2 separate regions of the Homo sapiens genome follow, and region 1 is linked to region 2. A link is a loop called in an ENCODE intact Hi-C map of the cell type or tissue named here. Cell type or tissue: CD14-positive monocyte. All regions are shown on one strand. Each heading gives the region's core, and the rest is flanking DNA. Links, peaks and the distances in the headings are about the cores only. Region 1 overlaps LINC03080 (long intergenic non-protein coding RNA 3080). Region 2 overlaps MEF2A (myocyte enhancer factor 2A).

Region 1 (10,278 bases), core at 2,831-7,830, 210 kb after region 2:
CGGCAGTGAGGTGACACACCCAAGGTCACGCCACCAGCAGAGGTAGCTGGTCACGCTGCTGAGAGCCGGCAGGAAATAGATGCGGACAAAGCAGGGTCGGTTTTCAGCTTCTCTCCACGGAAAGGCCGGCTGAAGTTTCCCTCACCACGCAGAAATCGATAAGCAGGAGGTTTTTAAAAACCACCTCCCCATTGAACCTGCCACTGCCGGAGCTGAAGGCTGTGCGTTTTGTGGTCCGCTCTGCCCCAGGGCCACTTAGGGTGCGTCCACGCTGGGTGTGCCAGGCATGCACGTGGGCTGCAGACGCCCAGGAGGCAGAGCCGAGCCTGCCAAGGTTATGCGTGCACCTCTCAGCTCCCTGCTTAACACTGCGTTCCCGGGAGAGAGATTTCTCCCTGGCTGCTTCACATCCAGAGGAGAACATCAGCTCTCAGCAGAACATAAGGCAAGTGTGAAAACAACTTTTTATCTTTTAAAATTTTTGTTTATATTTATGTATTTATTTTTTGAAATGGAGTTTCGCTCCTGCTGCCCAGGCGGGAGTGCAATGGCGCCATCTCAGCTCACCACAACCTCTGCCTCTCAGGTTCAAGCAATTCTCCTGCCTCAGCCTCCCGAGTAGCTGGGATTACAGGCATGCACCACCACACCCGGCTACTTTTGTAGCTTTAGTAGAGACAGGGTTTCTCCATGTTGAGGCTGGTCTCGAACTCCTGGCCTCAGGTGATCCGCCCGCCTCAGCCTCCCAAAGTGCTGGGATTACAGGTGTGAGCCACTGCACCCGGTGAAAACAGCTTTTTATGCCAACTGGGGCTCACTTCCAGGGGAGGCCTTTCCTGGAGGCCCCCATTCACTGCAATTCCTCAGCCTGGCTTGGAGTCATACCATCCCTCCTATCAAGAAACATTGCATCTGCAGCGATCCCCCAGAGTGAGTGGCTGGGGGGCTGCGGGAGGAGCAGGGGAGGTGCTGGAACACGTCAGGTCATCAGCAGTGTTGCTGAAAAGCTTGGCCAGGAAACCCAGATCAGCCACCAAGAACCTGAGGGCCAGCACATGGGAAGAAGAAAAATAAGGTGGTTTTTCTGGGATTTTTGGGAATATTTGGGCCTCGACCCTGCCAGGATAGGTTAGGTGGTGCAATGGTCACAAGCCCCAAGTCTTTGTGGCTGATAGCAACAGAAGCTTCTTTCTTGCCCACAGTAAGCATCCGTCGTGGTTGGCAGGAGACTGATCGTGGTCATCTATCCAGGACTGGGTTGACAGGAAGCCACCATCTTAGACTGTCAGCTTCCATTTCAGAGGGAAGGAGCCCTGTGGACGTTCTCACACCAGCATTCAGAAGCTCTTGCTGGGAAGTGTCACAAGTCACCTGTGCTCCCTGGCTAGGAGTAGTCCGTTGGCCACCCAAACACCTGGGGGCTGGCCAGGAAGGCAGTCACACAGGGGCCCACCATGGGTCTGCCCAGTTCTCAGGCACCAGACCACACCCAAGCAGGACCCCTCCTCCCCTGCTTCCCCCTCCTGTCCCCACCAAAGCCACATGGCAGGCAGATCACATGTCACAGAGCTCAGGGCCAGGCCTGCCCAGATCCTGAGGCTGGGCCACCCCTGAGAGCTTCCTATGTGAGATGTCCACTTTTTTACATTTAAATTTTACTTTTAAAATTCTAAATTGATAAATTACAGTTGTATGTATTTATGGGTACAAAGTGATGTGATGACTGATGAATACAACGTAGAAAATTAAATCAAGTAATTAACATATCCATCCCCTCACATACTCATCACTTGTTGTGGTAAGGACATTTGAAATTTACTCTCCTGGTGATTTTGGAATGTACAATACATTATTACTTACATATTTACCACACTGTGCAATGTATCTCAAAGAAAAGAAAACTTATGGTGCACACCTGTAATCCCAGCCTTACAGGAGGACAAGCGCAGGAGGATCCTTTGAGCCCAGGAGATTGAGACCAGCCCGCGCAACACAGCGAGACCCCATTTCCTAAAAACAAAAACAAAACATATATTGCTCCTGCCTAACTGAGACCCTGTGCCCTTTGACTGTCATCTCCTCACTCCCCTCACCAGCTCTCCCACAGCCTCTGGCACCATTCTGCTCTCTGCCTCTTTAAGTTTGATTGTTTTCCATCCCACATACAAGTGAGAACCTGCGGTATTTGTCTTTCTGTGCCTGGCTTATTTCACTCAGCATAATGTCCTCCAATTCCATCTATCTTGTCACAAATGACAGAACTTCTTTCTTTTTTACAGCTGAATAGTATACCACTGTGTGTATACACCATACTTTATCCATTCAACCGTTGTTGGATGATTAGGTTGATTCCGTAACTTTCGAATAGTGCTGCAGTGAGCATGGGCATGCAGACCACATGTCTGCTTTTGATCTTTTGAACAAGGACTCAGACCCCAGTGACTCACACATTTTCTTATTAAAAAAAAAGTATACGTATAAATTATATATGTGTACATATATGATATATACATATGTTATGTGACCATATCTATACACACATGTATATACACACATACAGCAAGGGTCTCCAAAGACTTCAAACTATATGTATGTATATATATAGATAGATGTGCACACCACTGCACCCGGCCAACTTTTGTGGTTTTTTTTTAGTACAGAGGGGGTTTCGCCATGTTGGCCAGGCTGGCCTCGAACTCCTGACCTCAGGTGATCTGCCCACCTCGGCCTCCCAAAGTGCTGGGATTACAGGCATGCACCACCACGCGCAGCCTAACTATCTATCTATATATATATATACGTATAGATAGATGGACAGATGTTCCTTGCAGCTTTCCTTTGGAGATGGCTTACAGCTCTGGAGAGAACCCGGGGTCCCAGCACCTTTGCCATTATAACCCATGAGACCTAAGGGTCAGCGAAGGGGCAAAGAGGTCCTGGAAACCATCTTGCATCAGTATAGTCCCTCATCAGAGGAATAAAGTGGAGCCTCAGGAGGTAAAGGACGGCTGGTGTCACCAGCTAGATCAGGGATGTGTTGACTCCCATTCCATCGGAGGGATCTGGGACCCTGCAAGTGACGCTGAGGCGTGGTCCTGCAGCATTCCCGGGTCCCCCTGGATTGCTGCACCGTGTCTCAGCCTGAACTGGACCACCTCTGCTCACACTGCATGCATGTTACTGCCTGTGACCGGAAGCACTCTAGTCGGGTTGCCCATCCCCTCACATACTCATCAGCTTTATTTCTTGCCACTTGCAAGAAAGTGAGAGCCCGAAGAGTAATGCCCAGGCAGTAAGAGAGGCGAAGCATCTGATAGAGCCTTCTTCCCACTTTTATCTAATCCGATCCATTTTCAGTAGCTTTTCTGCATAAGAGAGCCTCTTCACATGGACATCCATGCATCCACCCACGCGTCCACCCACGCGTCCACCCACGCGTCCACCCACGCGTCTACCCATGCGTCCACCCAGTCGTTCAAAACACATTTTCCTTTCCTTCTAGTTTACTGAGCACCTACTCTATGTCAGGTGCTATATTCACCAGCTTACAGTAGAATGATGACCAAGTGAAGATGTTGGCCCTAAGGAAAATAAGTGGCTGCTCTTTGATTCTTCCAGGGAGCAGATTTTGATTAGAGAAAGGAGTCCAAATAGTACAAGGCAGGAAAGACGGGAGGGGCACAGAACAGTGAGGTTGAGGCTGCAGAGAGTGGGGAGGTGGTTGCTAAAAGACTCTTCACTTACAATTCACGCAGCAAAACTGACCACCTGCCAAACTCCATCCGGGGAGAGGTCTGGGTGCAGAGACCCCCAAATAGCCTAGGCAGACAGGTGTGGGGCCACCCTCAGTGCAAGGCGAGGGCTTGTGGGGTCCTTCCAGAGGTTGCTGAAGGTGATGAGCTGCCATGAAAGATGGTAACGTCTTTCCCGTAGGCACAAGAGGAGAAAACAGTGCGTGGTGCATAGAGACCTTTGCAGTGCAGAAGGGGTTATTATTATTACAAGCCAGATGTGCCCCACTTGTTACTGAATCATCGGGTTGACTCTAAGTTTTAAAATCCAATTTCCAGGCCCTCTTCACCTGCCAGCTGGGCAACAGCAGTTACTCTCATTGGAGACCCTTTCCCTTCGCCACTTCCCAGGCTACTCCAGACTGAATGCATTCAGGGAGTCACCTCCCAGGTCAAAACCTGCTGTGATACCATCACCCTGCAGCACAGACCACAGTCCCAAGCCTCCCATTCTTGACTCTAACACCAGCCCAGCCTGACCTGCTGCAGGGTGTGGCCTGTGACCACATCTGTGCTCCGTCCACGCTGCTTCGTCCAGCCTCCCACGCCGATCCCCAGAGTAGCTCCCCGGGATGCTCTCTCCTCATCACTGCATCTGCCGCCCGCCCAGGCCCTCTGACTTTACCCTCCCGCAGGCCCCTCCCGTCTGAGGTGCTCTGGAATGCCTGTGGTGTGATTGTGCATGAACTTTTACGTGCCTGCGTCCATGCTCGAGAGCGGTCTTGCCTGAACCACCTTGTCTCAATAATCAGCATGAAACTCCTCAAAAGAAACAGAGAGGCCCCTCAGAACATCACGGAAAAGACGATGGCTCCAAAACAGCTAGATTCTAATCCCAGCTCTGCTGCGGGGCGCGGCCTCGGGCACACCTGTGCTCCGTGCATGTGACGTGACTCTCAAAAGCATCCATTTCCTCATCTGGAAAACGGGACAGTTCCTGGACTCTGCGCACCTGGAAGTGACCATGAGGGTCAAATGTTTCTCAAACTGCAAATGCTTTTCAGATGCTGGCGCCGTGACCAAAGACCTGGCTCTTACATCTGCTCTGTTTTCATGGGACACAGCCCTGGGTATACAGTAGGTGCTTAATGCAGGTGACCGTGAGGAAGGGCTGTGGCCCGTGGAGGGCAGGCAGGTGGGATTCAGCTGAGGTCCTCAAAGGCTGCACTATGGGAAAGGCTGAGCGGCAGGAAAGGGACAGACAGGCCCTCCTCCTGGGGCCCAGGGCTGGGAACCAGAGCCCCTCCTTTGGCCACTCTGAGGTGGAAGAACAAGGAGCACATAGGAGGAGTGGCCCAGGCTCTCCACCTGAGGACATTCGGAGGACCTAGAAGCACTGGCAGAGCCTGAACGTGGCACCGTAGCCTCCTGCTGGCTGGAGATGTGTCTGGGCGGTGTGTCTTGGCATGGAATCCACAGCCAGCTAGCCTGAGGCGGGGATGGGGCCAGGACCCCCGGCTGTACAGACGGAGAGCCAGAGGCGGTTGCAGGTTCCCAACCGACAGCGGAGCTGATGAGTGGCGGGGCTTTCATTTGTTGACAGGAGATGCATGTCTGAGGCCAGAGCCAACTTCTTCCAGGGAGCGGCTTCCTTCCTCCTCAAAGGACACAGGGGACACAGATGTCCAGGAGGCTGTTTAGAGAGGGCCCGAGTGGTGAGCTGTGCAGGGGTCCTCACGCCCCGGCCCCGTCTTGGATATGGGGCTGGAGACTTAGGAAGTGAGTGCTGGGTCCTGGGGTTCCCTCATCCGCCTTCAGGAAGATGTGAAGGGGCTTCCTGCGGCCTTTGGCAGCATTCATCCCAAACCCCAAAGCCTCCTTCCCCTGGCTCCGTGGCAGGAGCAGTTGCATTCTCCTGTCTGAGAGGGGCCACCTCCTTCCCACCTTGCCCTCTAAGTTGGCTCAGGCTGCGCAGGGCTCAGGCTGAGGTCCAGACCCTCATGCCAGCTTGGTGCTTGGCCAGAGCTGCAAAATTGGAGCTGGGCTGCCAGGGGGAGGGCACCGCTGAGGCCTTCTAGGCCCAGACGGGCTGAGAGAGCCCCCGCCCCCCACCCCAGCCTCACCCTCCACCCGAGGCCCCTGTCATGGGTGTGGGTGACTCAGAGGAAGTTCTGGTTTCTGTCAGATTTTGAGGCTGAGGCAACCTGATCCTGAAACAATGACAAGCCTCAGAACGGTCCTTCCCACTCCCTCAGAGGAGCGTTTCAGGCCTGGCCAATAACACAGCAGAACGGAAAATGACTTTGGGAAGGAAAGGTCAGGCGGCTAGGCCTCCCATGGAAGGCAGCAGGCGGTTGCTCAGGTCAGAGGGCCAAGTGGCGCGGTCTGTGGGCACCGGCAGCTGGCAGTGACCCTGCAGATCAACCTGGGCCCGGGCTGCAGACACCAAGCAGGGGCACCTGCCTGGCCTGGCTGCCTCATGTGGCCCCCACAGCCTTTGTCAGGACACCTCAGGACAGTGGCCTGGCCTCTAGGCCAGTGGGCCAGCTCGGGGTGCTAAAGCCTAATTTGCCTGGAGCCCCGGGCCACTCATAGATTCAGGAGGAAGAGGTGGGGTAGAGGTGGCAGAGGGAGAGCAGAGCCTGGCACACAGCATTTGGCACCATAACTGAGGCAGCTGCTTTCCTTAAGGAGCTGCCACTGACAGGATCAGCACTTACAGAGCCCCTGCTGTATGCCAGGAAGTACATTTATTATTGCTTCTTGTCACATTGGCCCTGCCAGGTATGTACCCCAAACATTAGCCTCATTTCACAGATAAGAAAATTGAGGCTTCCGTGATTAAGCAGAGGCTGTGATGTCCCATCCAGAGCCCCAGCCACCCAGCTCTCCTGCAGGACAGGAGATACCTACTAGCCTGCTTCTCGATTATTCTTTTCTTCCCTGCCACCTTGGGAATATCCCTCCCACTTGCAAGCACAGGTCGGCTATGCCAGGGGAGTCTGTGCCCCAGGGCCCCTTCATCCATGGGGATGGGAGTCTGTAGAAATGCTCACCTCCGCCCTCTCCAGTGGGGACATTGGAGGCCTGTGTCCCACAGTCTCCCTGAGGGCCCAGTGGGTTGAGCCCATTGCCCGCAGTGGAAACCCCTCATTCATGGACCTGTCTCCCTCCCCTGCCTCCCCCTCCACCTCCACCCCTGCCCTGCCCTTCCTCGGATCACTTCATGCACCCAAGTCCTCATTGCAGTCTGCTTGAGGGGGATCCCACATGTAGCCATGCCCCTTCCAGGCAGAGAGAAGCAGCACAGGCCCCTGGCTGAGTGTGCCACGGCGGGTGCAGCAGGAGTGCAAACGCAGAGTTCAACTCGGCATCCAGCTGGAACCCATGTTAACTTGCGTTTGACCAGCGTAAGAGAGACAAGAAGATGAGTAGAACTGTAGCAGTCAAAATGCTTCAGCTGCAGGTAATAGGAAGTCCAGCTCAAACCGGTTTAAGCGGAGGCCAGGGGCTGCAGGGTGGGCATCTCCCATGGCACCTGCTCTGGTCCCTCAGTCCCCCTGAGTGGTGCACACTTCCCTCCACAAGGTGTGTTGCCGGGTGGCCACGGCTGTCCTGGGCTCGCATTTGCTCATGACAGTGTCTGGAGAGCTCCGCCTTTGAGGGCTCTTCCTGGGGCCTCTAACGAGAGAGGACTGGGGGGACCACGACAAAAAATATCTGGGTTCTTGAGACAGCAGAAAAGGTGGTGGAAGCTGGGTGAGTAGCCAGACAGTATCTACTAGAATTTTTTTTTCTCCAATTTAAGTTTCTCCCTGGTGAGTTCTTAACCCGCCGCTGACTGGCCAATGCTAGCAGACGGACACAGGGAACAAACAAGTGGCATATTAATCTTCATGGAAAAGCCTAGAAACGGGCAGTCCTTTCACAGCAGTTCTGTGTCTACAGTGAACACATGGGCTGTGTTTAACTGTGTAAACACAATAAAGTTGTGTTATGGAAGTGAACTTGTTCCTGACTGGCAGATGGATTTAAATGTAAGAGTGGTCCATGGGCCCCTCCACGGAGCTGATGCTGCCCCAGCATCCTTCCTATGGCCCTTCAGCCTCTGGCTATTGGTCTTCCTGTATCCATGCACGGCTGAGCTGGAGGCCAACACAGGAGCAGCCATTCCAGGCAGGTCTGGGCAGGGGTCCCTGGCGTGTAGCTCTGGAGGGAGTGGGGCTGTGTAAGCTCAGCGTCTTGTCTCCCTCACTGAAAATACAGGACACAATGGAACAGAATAGAGAGCCCAGAAATAAGGCTGAACACCTACAACCATCTGATCTTCAACAAAGCTGACAAAAACAAGCAATGGGGAAAGGACTTCCTTTCAATAAATGGTGCTGGGATAGCTGGCTAGCCATATGCAGAAAATTGAAACTGGACCCCTACCTTACACCATATACAAAAATCAACTCTAGATGAAGTAAAGACTTAAAGGGAAAATCTAAAACTATAAACACCCTGGAAGACACCTTAGTAAATACCATTCTGGACATAGAACTTGGAAATATTTCATGATAAAGATGCCAAAGCAATTGCAACAAAAACAAAAATTGACAAATGGAATCTAATAAAACTAAAGCACTTCTGCACAGCAAATCAACAGAATAAACAGACAACCTAAGAGTAGGAGAAGATATTTGCAAACTATGCATCTGACAAAGATCTAATATCCAGCATCTATAAGGAACTTAAACAAATGTACAAGCAAAAAACAACCCCATTCAGAAGTGGGCAAAAGACATAAACAGACACTTCTCAAAAGAAGACATACATGCGGCCAAAAAGCATATGAAAAAATGCTGAATATCACTAAGCATTAGAGAAATGCAAATCAAAACCACAATGAGATACCATTGCACACCAATCAAAATGCCTATTTTTTTTTTTTTTTTTTTTGAGACTGAGTTTCGCTCTTTTGCCTGGACTGGAGTGCAGCAGCGCAATCTCCACTCACTGCAACCTCTGCCTTCCAGTTTCAAGGGATTCTCCTGCCTCAGCCTCCCAAGTAGCTGGGATTACAGGCGCCCACCACCACGCCTGGCTAATTTTTGTATTTTTAGTAGAGACGGGGTTTCACCACGTTGGCCAGCCTGCTCTTGAACTCCTGGCCTCGTGATCCACCTCAGCCTCCCAAAGTGCTGGGATTACAGGTGTAAGCCACTGTGCCCAGCCTGCAGAATGACTATTATTTAAAAGACAAAAAAAAAAAAACAAACCCTGGTGAGGTTGTGGAGAATAGGAAACACTTATACACTGTTCATGGGAGTATAAATTATCTCAGCCATTGTGGAAAGCAGTGTGGTGATTCCTCAAAGAACAGAACTACCATTCAACCCAGCAATCCTATTTCTGGGTATATACCCCAAAGAATATAAATTGTTCTATCATAAAGACACATGAACACATACGTTAATTGCAGCACTATTCACAATAGCAAAGATATGGAACCAACCTAAATGCCCATCAACAGTAGACTGGATAAAGAAAATGTGTTACATATACACCAGGGAATACTATGCAGCCATAAAAAAGAATGAGATCATGTCCTTTGTGGGAATGTGGATGGAACTGGAGCCCATTATCCTTAGCAGAGTAATGCAGGAGACCCAAATACCACATGTATGTTCTCACTTATAAATGGGAGCTAAATGATAACACATGGACACACCAAGAGGGGAACAACACACACTGGGGCCTCCTTGAGAGTGGAGAGTGGGAGGAGGGAAAGGAGCAGAAAAACTACCTGTCTGAACTGTGCTTATCACCTGAGTGACAAAGCAGTCTTTACAGCAACCTCCCGTGACACACAGTTTATCTATATAACAAATCTACATATGTACCCTTGAACCTAAAATAAAAGTTCAAAAAAAAAAAAAAGAAAATGGAAAACACAGGACACTGTCCCTCTCCCTCCCCCAGTCAACCCAAGCTGAGATTTTTCAAGGCCTCTACACCTCTTTTAAATAATTCCCAGATGATTGAATTCCCAGATTGAAGCAAATGCTCCCAAACAGTGGAGCAACTCGGCCCTGGGGTCTTAAGCCCCCACCTTCCCCAAGAAACGAGACTGGCCTCCTCCTTTTTGCAGGGCAGTGTGGAGCAGTGGAGGAGCAGAGGCAGTGGGCTCCACTCGCAGCTGTGTGGCCTTGAGCAATGGCATCTGCCATTGCTGAGGCTTGAGTAGGTAAACAAAGCTGCCGGGAAGCTCAAACTGGGTGGAGCCCACCGCAGCTCAAAGAGGCCTGCCGACCTCTGTAGACTCCACCTCTGGGGGCAGGGCATAGCTGAACAAAAGGCAGCAGAAACTTCTGCAGACTTAAACATCCCTGTCTGACAGCTTTGAAGAGATTAGTGGTTCTCCCAGCAATCCCCAATTCAACAAGAAGAGCTAACTATCCTAAATATATATGCACCCAATACAGGAGCACCCAAATTCATACCCTTAGAGACCTACAAAGAGACTTAGACTCCCACACAATAATAACGGGAGACTTTAACA
Region 2 (10,278 bases), core at 2,574-7,573:
TGCTCAAGACCGGAGCAGCTAGAACTCTTACACTCTGCCAGCAGAGTGTAAACCAGTAGAACTACTTTAGAAAACTTCCGTCAACTACTAACCAAATGCATACCCTTATGACTCAGCAACCGCACTCCTATTTACCCAAGTGTTCACGTATACTATCGAGAATATTCAAAATTACAGTCTTCATAATAGTACCAAAGTAGAAAACAATCCAAATGTCCATTTACAATAGAAAAAAGTAAATACATAAATTGTATTCTACTGACACAATAGATTATACATCAATGAAAATGTACAAGATATACTTACATATATCTACATGCAACAATACCACTGATAAATTTCACAAATGTAATATTGTGCGAAAGAAGACACACTGTTCATATAAACTCAACAACAGGTGTAATTAATCTATAGTGTTAGAAGTCAGGATAATGACCTTCCTTGGGGCAGGGGGAAACAACTGGGAGACAGGATAGAGTGCCTCTCGGGTGGTGCTCTGGGATATGCTGGCTACACGGTCTTCTTCTTTGTGCAAAAATTCACTGAACCACACTCTTAGGATTTCTGAATTTTTCTTAATCTTATACTTTAATACGGTTTACTTTTTTAAAAGTGTTCTAGATAAGGAAGAACAAACATAAGGTTTCACCAGAGGCTTCTAAGTGGAAGTAAAGTGAAGCAGCTCTTTAAGTCTATGATACTGTCACCCCTCCACCACCTGCAAGATTATTTGTGTACTGTTCCAATAATGAAGTGTGATTTTTATCTTGCTAGTTCACACCTGTAATTCAAAACTCTTATTTGCTACTACCTCCTCCAACCAATAGTCCCTAAACCACTCCATCAGAAGTTAGCGGTTTCTTCTATAAACTCTCCCAGTATCTGATATTATTTCTATTTGCCACATATTTAGATCTCCTATGTAGGCTATATATTTTTAGTGAGTTTCCAGGACCTAACACAGTCTCTTGGGATATAGTATATATCTGAATCTGGACAAATAAATGACATCTCTTTTCTTCTGCAAAGATACAGTTTTTCTCCCTTTCATGAAGAAACATGAAACTTTTAAATCAGAATCAAATTCTAAAATCAATAAAGATACTCTTTTAGTTTGTGACAAATTGTTTCTGTGTCTAATTTAACCTGAAAAATAAACTGTCCAATTATTTCTTTTATGTCTTTTCTCCAATCTTTGCCAAAATTATCTGAGACAGAAATTCAGATAGTCCTTGCCCCATTTGGCAGCTAGGCAAGAAGCTGACACAGCAGCTAAGTCCAACGTAAGAACAGCCTCATTCTAGTTGCTTAGTGGCAGTATCTATCTTTTCAACAAGGTCATTTCCTCAACTCAGAAAGTTCCATTACCGTCACCTACACATTCCTAGCTGCTCTTTCTCTCTACAAATGTGAATCCCTTCCATAGGTAGGTCCAGTTTAGCTATGTCCAATTTAAACACGACTATCTATGGAATAATAAGGGCTCGAAAATTTTATGTGTCCTCCAGTTCTTTGCTTGTATGTTATTCCCCAATAAACCCTATTTTATATTTATACTGCATATATCCATGAAGCAGGTCCCTATGCCTCCTCTACACTTCATAATCCTCAGATTGTGAAGGGAAGATAATTTGCAGCCTTGCTTGGAATGATTCCTTTGGAATAATAGCATGGATAGTTTACCAATCTTCCCTATTGTACCAACCTTCATAATGAATCATACTGTGTGGGCCTTATGTCTTTGTTGAACAATCTTCATGAGTTGAAACCAGGGCCTCCTCTTTAATTCAGTCTATGGGCAACCCTCATCTCTCCCACCAACTTCCTTACAGGCTGCTCAGTTGAGTTTTATCTCCAATTATATCTATATTCCAGTGAATTACTACTCAGATTTGCAGAACACATCTTCAGTTTCGTTCTGTTCCTGGTAAACTTTCTGAAACCACTTGTTCTTGAAACTTCTCCTGATACGCAACTTTCCCAGAGATAGCATCTCTCCAGTAGTTCCTTTATAATATGCTATGAAATTATTTTTCCTTCTTTCTTCTGAACTAAGGAGTTGGTAAACTTTTTCTAAAAGTGTCAGAGAGTAAACATTTTACGCTTATGGACCATATAGTTTCTGGGGCAACTACTCAATTCTGTTGTTATAATGCGAAAGCAGCCATAGACAATATGTAAATGAATGAGCATGACAGTGCTCTAATAAAACTTTATTTACAATAACAGATGGCCAGCCCATGGACCATAGTTTGTTAAGCCAACATTAGACACTTAAAACTTCTGGCCTCTTCATATACCAGCATCATTATAATTACCTTGAATCTGTAAGGATTTACCCACACTGGTACCATAAAATAACTTCAATATATTTTATCAATTAAAACTGAGGTACATATATAAATTTAAAAATATTTGCAATAAGTATAAAAAATTCTCATTACATATTGGTTAACCAGAAAATTTAACTGACTAGAACACATTCACTGATAATTATAGTTAACTTAGCTAATTATAAAAACAGATGTGATAACTTAAAAATAATCAATATAAAAAAGACTAACAGTCAAATATATAATCAAATACATAGAAGACTAAATATCTTATGAGAAATCTATACAATGGATTGGTAATGGTGGGGATTGTGGTGATTTTACTTTTGAGTATCTATATTTTTGGTGACATATATCTATAATAAGGAAGTCTCTTTAAAGCAGATGATGAAAAGATACAATTTTATGATTGTTAGAATTTTTCATTTAGTCTGTAACTAAAAATATTTAGACTTAAAATTAAGTTTAAGAAAAACCCAACCATTCTGTCCTATGTTCTTTTTTTAAAAGAATATTCATATCAATTAAATAAATTAAAATTTTCATTTACCTGTCGGTTCCTTTCATCCATTATGCGTGTGATTTGTATTTTCTTCCGCCCCATTTTCAGTCAACTTTCCTTATTTCCTTATATTCCAAATATTTAATTCAAAAGTTAATTTTCTTCAATACCCTAATGCATCGTACACAGCTTCTGTTATTTCAGCTTCTAGTCCAAGGGCTACAGCTGAAATTTTCTACAAGATCTAAAAGAAAACACAAATTAGAAGATTTAAAATCTGTAAGTTTACAAATCATGTAAGTGTTATACAAATTTCAAATTTGCTTTTACACTGCACACAGCATTATTAGTTGAAATTTCTGGTTATACAAAATTAGTAAATAAGTTGAAGTCTTGTTAACTTTACCCCTAAAATACCTCTTGAATCTCTTTGTGTCTCTAGTTCTGGTTAAACTAATGCAACAATAATGTTTGAGGTTTTCTCAATGTATACAATAATAGCAACAAGAGCCAAGCCTTACTGAGATTCTTCTATGTACTAGACATTTTCCTAAGCATGGACATGTCTTAACTCATTCAATCCTAATAGCAATCTATAATTATTACCTCCATTTTATAAATAGAGACACTGAGACACAGAAAAATTAAGCAATACGCCCAAGGTCACGTAGTAAGGGGCAGAGCTTGGGGTTATAAACTCAGGGAATCTGGTTCCAGCACTTCTGTTCTTCACAACACAGAATATCCTTAAAAACTTCTGATGACCTCCATACCAAACAATGAACTAATCTGGATAGCCCCAATCTGTCTTTTCAAATTCTTGCAAATTGCCCTAGCCTCCAGCCAAATCACTATTTGTCAATTCACAAAGCCACTATATACTTTCGTAAAAATATGCATTTAAATGAAACATTCCTTTGGCCATTTAATGAACACCTCCTTATCAGTCAAGATTCAGTTTGCACTTCCAGATGAAGTGAAAATCAATTTCCCTTGGTAGAATAAACCACAGCACCTTCGTGTGTGTGTGTATAAATTTTAAGTCTGCTTTCCTTCAAGACTTAAAAAATCTTTCAAGCGTTTTTTATTCCATTTATTCTGTGTAGTAGGATGACTGGAAATGATATAGTTTGTCATGTTCTGAATGATGGCTGTGTCATTTTAAAAACCTAGTGCTTTCAGACTTACATAATAAAAATACGAGGAGATGGGGGCATGAATGCTATAATACAACAGTCATAATAATACATTCCCATGGGAATTTTATGCAAGTATTTTCAATACTGTACATGTGTATCAATAAAACTTCAATTGTACTGTGCAAATCCAGTGTGTGATTAAATCTGGCTTTTGCTCAAAAGCTATAAGCCTTTCGTTTCTTATCATTTCCAGCACTAACATCAGCACAGCATTTCTTATTTATCTTCCCTCATTATTTTATTTCTTCATTGATACAAACAGTAGTTGATCATCTATTAACTGATAACCTATTAATTGTTCACCTACTTCTAATAAATGTACTTCCAAACACTGAACTATGCACAGAGGATAACATGGTCAGAAAAAAAAAAAAGGATATGATTCCTAATCTAGCAGAGTTCAGAGTCTAGTAGAAGAAAAAGACATTAATCAAACCATAATGCAAATGAGTTTGCATAATTCCAAACTAGAAAGTTCATTTATCTGAATTAAATTTATGGTTCAGGAAAGGCTCCCCTGAGGATGTGTCTCATACTCAAACTCGAGTATGAGATATACATATTAGGCAGGGAGAACAACATGTACAAAAGCCCCATGACAAAAGGGAACAGGAAACATTAGAGGAACTGAAAGATGGCTAGTCACTCGTGGGGCCCAATCAAACAGGCTGTGTTGTAGAATATTTCTTTTAACAGATCACATTGTATCCAATTCCCAATATAAACACTTGTACTGTAGTAGGCAAGAGAAATATTAATACATTTTACTACAGAGACAGTATCGCTAAGGCATGCAAGATATTTTAATGGCTGTAAGATGGATACAGTGTACTACCTTATATCACCTAAAAAATTCTTAATTCCAGAACATATTTGGGCATTTTTTGCTTTTGACAATGGTGGAGTAGTTTGCTTCAAACCAACCTTCCTTTGAGAACAACTAGAAAAGAAAAACACAAGATAATCTGTTTTATACACTAGAGAACTTTCAAAACTAGAGAATCTGCAGGGCGGAGATCTGGAAGAAATAGGTGAGACCAGTCTCTGGACTCATCTGCCTGTAGATTCCAAAACTACTGCCCGAGAGACTGAGAAAGTTAACAGAGCTTTCAAGAGACCTGTGGGCGGACATACAAAACTTGGATTTAGGGTCTGCCAAGGAGGAGCAGCCCTGGCAAACACATCAGGCATAGGGACAGACTCCAAAGAACTATACTCTAGGTATAAAGGTGAACTAGCAACAGACTAGCCCACGCAGGAAGAGAAGCACAGCTTTAAATCATCTCAATCCCTCATTCGATTAAGGCAATCCGGGCCAACTACTCTTATTGGCCTAGCTGCATACCAGTAGCAAAAGTAATTCTCAGCAGAAAGATAACATCATCTAGAAATTCACATTTTTTCACGTTTCATATAAATGTCTGGAAATCAAAATATAACCGGTCAAAACCCAACTGAAACCAAGATTTTTAAAATGGCAATAGAAACAGATTCACAGTAGATCCAGATAATGGTGTTATCAGAAAAAAGTTTAAAACAAGTTAAATGTTCAAGGAATTAAAAAGTAAAATGAAGAATTTTCATAAACAAAAAGTGGAAAACATGAAATCAAAAAATACAATTTTGAAAAAGAAGTGATGGATGGTTTTAATAATACTTTAGACACAGCTGAAGAAAGAATCAACCCAGAAGACAGGAAACAATAAAACACCTAGACTGAAGCACAAAAAGAGAATGAGAAATATAGAAAAGAATGAGAAATTACAGCACATGGAAAACGGATACAAAGTACATGTAACTGGAGTCTCAGAGGGGAGGAGAAAACATATAGGCAAGAAAAAAATATCTGAAGACATAATAGCTAAGAACTTTCAAAACTGACCAATGAGACATCGAGCCACAGATTCAAGAAGCTCTATCAATCCTCAAGCAAAATAAATACAAAGAAAACCACACTTAGGAACATCAAAGGGGAGAGAGGGGGAGAAGGAAAGAAAGAGGGGAGGGAGAAGAGAGGGACGGGGGCAAGAGTGGGGGAGGGAGAAGGAGGTCCCCCACCCCCAAAGAGAGATTTTTTTTTTTTGAGACAGAGACTTGCTCTGTCACCCAGGCTGGAGTGCAGTGGCGTGATCTCGGCTCACTGCAACTTCCGCTTCCACGGTTCAAGCGATTCTCCTGCCTCAGCCTCCCAAGTAGCTGGGGCTACAGGCACGTGCCACCACGCCCGGCTAATTTTTTGTATTTTTAGTAGAGACAGGGTTTCACTGTGTTAGCCAGGATGGGATACAATGAAGTTTCTCTTCAAATAACATGATCAATCTTTTATTCTTTAACTCATAGTACCCCCACCCCGGCCTTTTTCCCTTTTTCTCCTTTTGCCTTTGTTAGATGCCCAGGCACGCCACAGTACCAGGCGTTATCAGTACCAGCTCACATTCCTTTCCTTATTTGGAAAGAGGACTAACTTTCTAGCTCATTACAGACACCCCTTCCCCTTTCCTCTCCGCTTTCTTTTACATGCCCACCTTATCTAAAAAAAAATCAAATGTTTAGCCAACCGGGATTAGTTTAGATTGTACGACCCGACCCCAGACAATGGGAAAAAGGTACAGGGGCAGGACTTGCGTCAGGAATAAAGGCTCTCGTGCCCCTTTGTTCAGGTGTGCTCTCATGGCGACTGGCCAATGAGGCACCCCTCTGTGCAGAAGTAAATTGCTTTGCTAAGAATCCTTTGTTCGAGTGTTCAATTTCCTTAGGATTTTGAGTGTTATTCCTAACACCAGGACGGTCTCGATCTCCTGACCTCATGATCCACCCGCCTCGGCCTCCCAAAGTGTTGGGATTACAGGCATGAGCCACCGCGTTCAGCCAGCCAGAGAGATCTTAAAAGCAGCCAGAAAAATTTAAAAAGATTAACTTCAAGAAGCAACAATAAGAGTTATAGCTAGCTGACTTTTCCCAAATAATAAAAGCCAGAAGACAGTGAAATGGTATCTTCAAAATGCTGGTGGGGAAATGCCAAACCAAAATTTTGTATCTGACAAAAAAAAAAAAAAAAATCCTTCTGAAATGAAGGCAAAATAGAGAGGCAACTTTAAGGCAAACAAACAGAGTCTGTTATCAGGAAATATTGAAGGGACTTTTCAAGTATAAAGAAAAAAGAACCCTATATACAGCTTGGATATGCACAAAAGATGAAGTGCAATGAACAGGGTTGAGAGGGTTCACTGAGTAACTCCAAAGGAATAAAGGAATACTGACTAAACAATAATACTTTGTGGGATTTCAAATGTTACAATACATAACAGTAATAGTACATAATAGGGGAGGATAGCAAAATGAAATAAAAGTGTCCTAAAATCCTTTCATTGATTAGGAAGTAGAAAAAATGCTCATTTACTTTAGACCTTAAAGTCAGGGATGCATGTGGTAATCTCTTGGGTAACTATGGCAAGAACAGTAAAAGCACAAACAGCTAAGAGGGGGAAAAATGGATTAATAAATAACCCAAAAGAAGGCAAGAAAGGAAAGACAAATAGAAAGCAAACAGAGATGACAGATTTAATCCAAATATGTAAGTAATTACATTAAATAGGATTAAACTAAACCTCAATTTTTAAAAGAAGATAATAGAAGTGGATTTTTAAAAATCCCAATTATATGATGATTACAGAGGACACATCTTAAATATGGGGATACAGAAAAAAAGTAAAAGCATAGTGAAAGACACACCATGTAAAACACAAACCAAAAGAAAGTTGTGTGGCTATCATAGTAAACTTGAATGCAGGAGGCAGACACTAGATACATATACATGGATTGCATGGATAGATATAGAAGGATACTTCAAAACAATAAAAGTTCAATTCACCAGGAAGACATATCAGTTCTAAATCTGAGTGTACCTAACAACACTTACAGTTAGGAATCTGCTCCTGAAAATCAGATATTCTGTGCAAAAACCATAACCAGAAATTTATTTCCCATTATTTCAAGTAGGGAAAAATTATAATACGTTACACATCAACCATAATCCCCAATCATTTCTCTTTTAAAATTCAGCACACAAAAAAATCCCCTTTTATAGTAAATTACCATGGCTAAGGGATGTAAAATGCTTACTACATGACTTCATATGCAGTTACTTTCTCACTGGCTTTTTTTCCTTCTCCACAATTTAACACTTCCTCAACTTTTTTGTGCATTCTACAAATCTAAGCAAAAATAAGGGCTAAATATGAAAGGCAATTAGAAAAATGTTTAGCACAAACACACATGGAAGACAATGGCTCAAAGGCTTCTAATATTGTAATGTCTAGCTTATTGCCAGCAACATCAGAGATGCACATTCCCTTTACATGCTTCAAAATGCCTAAATGTAATTCTAATATTCTACAAACTATACTTGGAATATAATTTGTGACTTTTCACATATACCAGTTTGTTAGACTACTGAGTTTTGTGATGTAAAAATACACTTTTCCTAAATAAACTTCAGCTAAGAAACAGGGTATGCCTATATATAAAGCCAACACCAAAAAAACTAAGTCAAGTCTACAATTATAGCAAGTCTTTTTTTTTTTTTTTTTTTTTTTTTTTTTTTGAGATAAAGTCTCACTCTGTCGCCCAGGCTGGAGTGCAGTGGCGTGATCTCGGCTCACTGAAACCTCTACCTCCTGGGTTCAAGTGATTCTCCTGCCTCAGCCTCCCGAGTACCTGGGACTATAGGCATCCATCATCATGTTCAGCTAATTTTTGTATTTTTAGTAGAGGCGGGGTTCACCATGTTGGCCAGGCTGATCTCAAACTCCCACTTTTTCACTGGCCCTAACCCACTTCGTGTTCCTTACTATCTTCCTTATCCAGTTACATATTCACACCCTCACCTCCTTTTGGCTCCAACCCCTTGCCTCCATTTTGTTGCAAAATCTGACCCCTGAAGACCAGCTTCCATGTAGCTAAATATGGCTAGGTGAAAAAAAATTAGCATGCCAATCAAGCCAATTAATCTCACTTTAAGTTCATGAAGGTCATGAACCTTAAACCTCAAATATTCCCTTCATATTACAATCTTCCATTTCCAGAAACCTTCCATTTCCCAATTCCTTGTTGATTATTTTATGCCATATTCTCTCTGCTTACATCTCCAACATGCATCAGTCATCTTCGCTTTCGGTTAGATGACTTTGCTTGTCTTGATCCTGAGAGAAATTTAAAATGTAGAAAATAATAAGCAAATCTATATTTGCAGAATTTCAGAAATTTCAACTTTATAAAGATGTTAATTCTCCCCAAATTCATGTACAGACTGAATGCAAACCCTATCAACATATCAGCGGGTTCTCTCTTATTGTATGTGGAAATTGATAAGCTGATTCTAAAATTCATTTGGAAATACAAAGGTTAAAGAATAGCCAAGAAAACCTTGAATGATAAAGCTAAAAGACACACATACTATATAAAGCCATAAAAATTAAGATGCTGTGATTTTCCCCCAAAGGAAAACTCAAAGCTAGCAGAAAGCAGGAAATAACAAATTTGAGAGCAGAGATAAATGAAATAGATAACAGAAAAACAACGGAAAAAAAAAATCAACGAAGCCAAAAGTTGATTCTTCAAAACGATTAACAAAATTGACAAACCTTTAGCTAGACTGACTAGGAAGAAAAAGAGAAGACTCAAAATTACTAAAATCAGAAATGAAAGTGGGGGCATTACAACTTACTCTATAGAAATAAATGAGACTGTAAGAGGGTACTTATAAACAGCTATATACCAACAACTGGGATAACCTAGATAAAATGGACAAATTCCTAGAAACACAAAAGGCTTCTAGAACTACCAAGACTGAATTGCAAAGAAACAAAAAAGAGCTGAATAGAGCAATAACTAGTAAGGAGATTGAATTGGTAATTAAAAACCTCCTGACAAAGAAAAGCTTTAGACTCAATGGCTTCATTGATGAATTCTACCAAACAATTAAAGAACTAACACCAATCCTCCTCAAACTCTTCCAAAAAACTGAAGAGGAACATCTTCTAACTCATTCTATGAGGTCCTATTGCCCTAATACCAAAATCAAAGATACAACAAGAAAACTATAGACCAATATACCCTATGAATAGACACGAAAACCCTCAATAAAATACTAGCAAACTGAATTCTACCGAATATTAAAAGGATTATAATGGTGATCAAGTGGGATTTATTCCTGCAACGCAAGGATGTTTCAACATACTAAAAT

Evidence for each region. Peaks named below come from ENCODE experiments on the same cell type or tissue, not always from the same donor. Only the 100,000 strongest peaks of a DNase experiment are listed, where the experiment ranks them.
Region 1: it touches region 2 in a loop (4-fold over the local background); 1 of 110 quality-filtered maps calls a loop at or near these places.

What each region holds. Positions count from the first base shown.
Region 1 is chr15:99,420,995-99,431,272 of GRCh38, reverse strand. It overlaps LINC03080 (long intergenic non-protein coding RNA 3080), which reads left to right. Exons shown (of 2, transcript XR_007064775.1): 2 at 1-1,766. Among named protein-coding and RNA genes, the nearest start is that of LINC03080, 9.1 kb to the left of the region's middle. RefSeq lists a silencer at 5,865-5,924. In CD14-positive monocyte, for the core only: no CTCF peak of the experiment used is centred there; a DNase peak (open chromatin) is centred at 5,912; H3K4me3 peaks cover 1,102 bases; H3K27ac peaks cover 1,854 bases.
Region 2 is chr15:99,625,779-99,636,056 of GRCh38, reverse strand. MEF2A (myocyte enhancer factor 2A) reads right to left here. Exons shown (of 12, transcript NM_001319206.4): 3 at 2,884-3,079. The coding sequence starts at 2,937. Among named protein-coding and RNA genes, the nearest start is that of MEF2A, 65 kb to the right of the region's middle. RefSeq lists an enhancer at 6,376-7,026. In CD14-positive monocyte, for the core only: no CTCF peak of the experiment used is centred there; a DNase peak (open chromatin) is centred at 4,646; H3K4me3 peaks cover 2,181 bases; H3K27ac peaks cover 3,931 bases.